2 separate regions of the Homo sapiens genome follow, and region 1 is linked to region 2. A link is an interaction called in ENCODE POLR2A ChIA-PET data of the cell type or tissue named here. Cell type or tissue: PC-9. All regions are shown on one strand.

The links. Peaks named below come from ENCODE experiments on the same cell type or tissue, not always from the same donor. Only the 100,000 strongest peaks of a DNase experiment are listed, where the experiment ranks them.
Region 1: POLR2A ChIA-PET joins it to region 2 with 11 read pairs; 6 of 35 experiments call an interaction of 5 or more read pairs at or near these places.

The regions. Positions count from the first base shown.
Region 1 is chr15:82,550,830-82,553,329 of GRCh38, reverse strand. CPEB1 (cytoplasmic polyadenylation element binding protein 1) reads left to right here. Exons shown (of 13, transcript NM_001365242.1): 9 at 714-850. Among named protein-coding and RNA genes, the nearest start is that of RPS17, 12 kb to the right of the region's middle. In PC-9, no CTCF peak of the experiment used is centred here; a DNase peak (open chromatin) is centred at 1,449; H3K27me3 peaks cover 1,077 bases.
Region 2 is chr15:82,779,688-82,782,187 of GRCh38, reverse strand. It overlaps FSD2 (fibronectin type III and SPRY domain containing 2), which reads left to right. Exons shown (of 13, transcript NM_001007122.4): 5 at 1,921-1,943. Among named protein-coding and RNA genes, the nearest start is that of FSD2, 25 kb to the left of the region's middle. In PC-9, no CTCF peak of the experiment used is centred here; no DNase peak of the experiment used is centred here.

The sequences.
Region 1 (2,500 bases), 230 kb after region 2:
ATCTGTCAGCACTTTCTCTTCAACCTAACATGTCCCTCTGTTTCTTCTGAGCTAATGTTCCATCTGTCCAGACTTACACAGCAGTGGGAGTTGCCTCTGAAACCCCTTCCTTGTACACTTCTCTCTAAACCTGAACCCAAGCAGCACCTTTCCTCTCAAAATAAGGCGTTTGAAAAGCTTTCCCTTGCCTGCCTGTCCTGCCCAGTTACGTTGTTGCCTGACCTAATTCTGAAGTCCCTTTGGAGTTGGCAGGAATGAGGACCAAGCATCTGATTCCTCACTGGTCTGAAATGAGATCCCTTCCCTGTAGAAAGGAGCAGGTGCTATTTTCACCCTGCCCCATCTTCATTGAACTGAACTAATGGTTTAAGTAGGTGTTTAAAGCAATACCTGCCATCTTTCCTGCCACCAGGAAAGCCTGGCTCTGCTGACCTGAACATGCTCTGTGTTCTTGCATAGAGAGCTGTGGTAATGGTGGGATCCTCTGTCTCAGCTTGCCAGTCCTTTCCTTCACCAGGGTGGGAGGGAGGCCCACAACCCAGGGCATCTGCATAGCAAATGCTTCCACTCAACACGACTTTTCAGGAGTAAAACAAAAATGTATCTTATACACAAGACCTTCTTTCTTGGAAGAAACGCCCTGCTGCAAAGCCAAGGCTGAGGAGTGGCCACCTAAGGGATATTAATGCGATTTTTCCTCTCATTGGGAATAGGGTATGTGTATCTGGTCTTCGAACTAGAGAAGTCTGTCCGATCCTTGCTTCAGGCTTGCTCTCATGACCCGCTGAGCCCAGATGGCCTGAGTGAATATTATTTCAAGATGTCCAGCCGAAGGATGCGCTGCAAGGAGGTGAGTTAGCGTGATGTCCTTTCTGGATCGAGGGTCTTGGAATATTGAGGCACTGGATTTTCTTGTGGTAGGTGGATAGGCAGGCTGCAGGCAAGGAGTATTCCTGCTGAGGCAAGAAGGCTCTTCTTGTCCCACAATAAAATAGCAGTATCCTCTCAATTACATTAAAAAAAAAAAAAAGCAACCTTTGGGACTTAATGGGGTGTGTGCATGCACACATGCGCATGCCTGCCCATGGTAATCAAACTGTCTGCCCGTCTTTATTCTGCTCTTCTTTCTTGTAGCCAACACTTTGGTTTCAAACCTCTTGTCTTAGAAATGAAATTGAGAACAGCAAACTTCTCTACTTGGACTTAACTGATAAACCTACAGCTGTTTTTCCCTGGTCCTGCCCTTCCTGTGCCTTGTGACCTCCCAGTCTGTGGGGGTGAATTCCTCTTTAGCCCACACCCACCTGTGGGTCACTTCTTCATTCTTATTCAGGGCTTTATTTAGTTTTGTGGGTTTTCCCCATAAGATTCTCTCTTCCTACGCTTTTTCTAATATCAGCCTTATGTATCCTTGGCAGCATGGGTCTCTAACGAGTTTATCTCACCTGGGGATCTCATTGCACATTCTTGGGCCTTATCCCAGACTTACTGAATCACTCTGGGTGGAATTTAGGAATCTCCAACTGAATAAAGATCCCCAGGTGGTTCTAGTGGGTAGTGTTTGAGAACCACTTGTCAAAGCAAGTTTTGAGCTCAGGAATCAGTGCGGTGGTAAAATCGGATTTGAGAGCACACAACTTTTGTGACATTGGACTAGATATTTAATATCTCTGAAACTTTGTTTCCTCTTCTCTTCTATAAGATGGGAAACTAAAATGCCTATTTTAGTAAAAAAGATCAGTGGTTGCCAGGGGTTTAGCAGGAAGGGATGAAGAGACATAGCACAGAGGATTTTTAGGGCAGTGAAACTATTCTGTATATGGTGGATACATGTCATTATACTTTGGTCCAAACCCATAGAAGGTAAAAGAAACACCAGGAGTGAACTCTGATGCAAACCATGGACTTTCGGTGGGGATGATGGGTCAGTATAAAAAAATGTTCCACTCTCATGCGGGATCCTGATAGTGGGGAAGTCACGCAAGTGTGGGGGCAGAGAGTATTTGGAGAATCCCTGTACTTTCTGCTCAGATTTACTGTAAACCTTAAAGCTTCTCTAAAAAAATCTATAGGGTAAGAGGAGAAATGCCTATTTTATTGGGATGGTCACATTAGATTTAAAATAAATCCATGTAACAAAGCTGGCTCTTGTTCTGTGTTAGAGAGAGGGCAGGCTCATCCTCTGGCTGCCCACAGTGACCCACAGCTTCCCTACCTTCTCTGCTTCTTTATTCTCTGGAGCTTGTGTAGTCTTCCCACCTTAGTATGTTCTAGGACTTAATTAACATGCTCCTTTTTCCTCCCCTCCTGCTTTCACAACCAGAGATGGCCATATGCATATCACAGAGCCCTTCCCCTTCCTCCTCAGTGCCCCTGTAGACACCATCCTGTCTCCCATTCCCTCCCATCACCTTACAGGGATTTAATCTTTCTTTGATTCACTGGCTATAGGCTGATGCAGTTCTCCTTCCTCTCTACTTTTCTTTTTCCTTTGTGTTCC
Region 2 (2,500 bases):
TCCTGAACTCGTGATCCGCCCACCTTGGCCTCCCGAAGTGCTGGGATTACAGGCGTGAGCCACCATGCCCGGCCAAGAGTTTTATTATTATTATTATTATTATTATTATTATTATTATTATTTTGAGATGGAGTCTCGCTCTGTTGCCCAGGCTGGAGTGCAGTGGCACGATCTCGGCTCACTGCAACCTCTTCCTCCCGGGTTCAAGCAATTCTCCTGCCTCAGCCTCCTGAGTAGCTGGGATTACAGGCACCCGCCACCACGCCCAGCTAATTTTTGTATTTTTTTTTTTAGTAGAGACGGGGTTTCACCATGTTGGTCAGGCTGGTCTCGAACCTCTGACCTCGTGATCCACCTGCCTCGGCCTCCCAAAGTGCTGAGATTACAGGCGTGAGCCACCGCGCCCGGCCAAGAGTGCTCTAAGAGTTTTCCAGCCACCTCAGATGGCCTCTTGGAGCTCTGGGGAGAAAGTTGTCAAGGCTGAAAAGGCACCTTAAATTTCCCAGTTACAAGTGTAGCAATTAAAAATCTTACTTCACGAACTCAGACATGCAAAAAAAATCCATTTCCTAATTTTCTTGAAAACAAATTAAATCTGACCCAACCCTCTACATGGCTAGGCTATGGGAATTTCAATCTCAGTCAGATTTCTTCACAAGGTGCCACAGGAGGAGGGGGAAGATGTGGTGTCCAGGGCGTGGGGGAGGGGCCTTCAGCCTCCAGAGCTTCCTGGTTGCTAAATATGGCCCCCACATTGTCCAAGAGTACAGTCGCCCCTCAAAGCCCAACCATGCCTCCTTTCTGCTGTGCCTGGGGTGAGGGGCCAGCGAATAAAGCTGGAGAGCAATTTGGCAGGCACTGCAAGAACCATCAATGCTCATACCTCTTGAACTAGTGGGCCCACCATATGCAGAACATGGAGAAAGTGATAAACATGAAGGTGGGCTTCTCACTGTTATGTATGATGGTGAAAAGCTGGAAACAACAAAATGTCCAACAAGAGAAGAACCATCAAGTAAATGATGGCGTTTCCATTCATTAACTGTTCACAATTAACTGTTATGCAAGTGTTCAAGCTGATGGCCCAAAAGACCATTTACTACATGGAAAGTGCTTACATAGTGTGGGTTTTTTGTTGTTGGTTTTTCTTTTGAGACAGGGTCTAGCTCTGTTGCTTGGGCTGGAGGAGAGTGGTGTGATCATAGCTCAATGCAGCCTTGAACTCCTGGGCTCAGATGATCCTCCTGCCTCAGCCTCCCAAGGAGCTAGGACCACAGGCACATGACAAAGTTGATGGGGAAAAGCAGTACTGTGGTATGGAAGAAAATGCACAGAAATAAGGGTGGTTTTGTTACGGTATGGGATACAGCTGGGCTTTTTAACTTTTTCCTAATTTCCAAGTTTTCTTCTATGTTTATGTTATTATATATATTTAGTTATATCAATTATTATATAACTATCTTATATATATGATGTGACAATATGTATTATCACATATATAGTTATATCTATCTATCTATTTATAACAATATGTTGGTAAAAGAAATTTATTTCCAGCCAGGCACGGTGGCTCATGCCTGTAACCCTAGCACTTTGGGAGGCCGAGGTGGGCAAATCACAAGGTCAGGGGTTCGAGACCAGCCTGGCCAATATGGTAAAACGCTGTCTCTACTAAAAATACAAAAATTAGCTGGGTGTGGTGGTGCGTGCCTGTAATCTCAGCTACTTGGGAGGCTGAGGCAGGAGAATCCCTTGAACCTGGGAGGCGGAGGTTGCAGTGAGCCGAGATTGTGCCATTGCACTCCAGCCTGGGGGACAGAGTGAGACTCCATTTAAGAAAAAAAAAAAAAGAAAGAAAGAAAAAGAAAAAAGAAATTTATTTCCAAAATCAACTTAATATTTTCTCTTTTTCCTTTTTAGGATGCAGTGGCTATGGCTGACAGGTAATACATTTGTTCTAGTATGTATTTCTTTTTTTACTTTTTTCAACTTTAGTTATCCAAATAGACTCAGTTCCATTTGGTTATACGGTTCCAGTTTCAGCTTTTGTGTCAATCCTGATTAAATTAGCACTGGCTTTGGAATGATGGTGTGCAGTCACTAGGAGCATCTAGTATTGAATCTCAGGATCTCAGGGCTAGTAGGGAGCGTGTACGGTGAGGCTCAGTCAGCAAGCCTGTGGGCAGCTCTCCTCCACAAGCCCCTCATTTCACCAGAAAGAACTGAGATCTGTGGAGTACCCCCAACATCCCCCCACTATGCCTGGACCCAGACTGTCCAGTTGCAGAAAGTGTGCACATTTTAGAATCAGACAGATAGCAGTTCAAATCCTGCTACCCTCATGACCTTGAGCAAATCTAATCAGTCTAGAAGACACCTTATCTACAAATGAGGATAGCTTTGTGAGAATCAAATAAAATAAATGTCCATAAAGCAACATGAACATAGAGATTTCATAATGTAATCCCTGCAGGGATTTTGGCAAAGATGGAACTGGTTT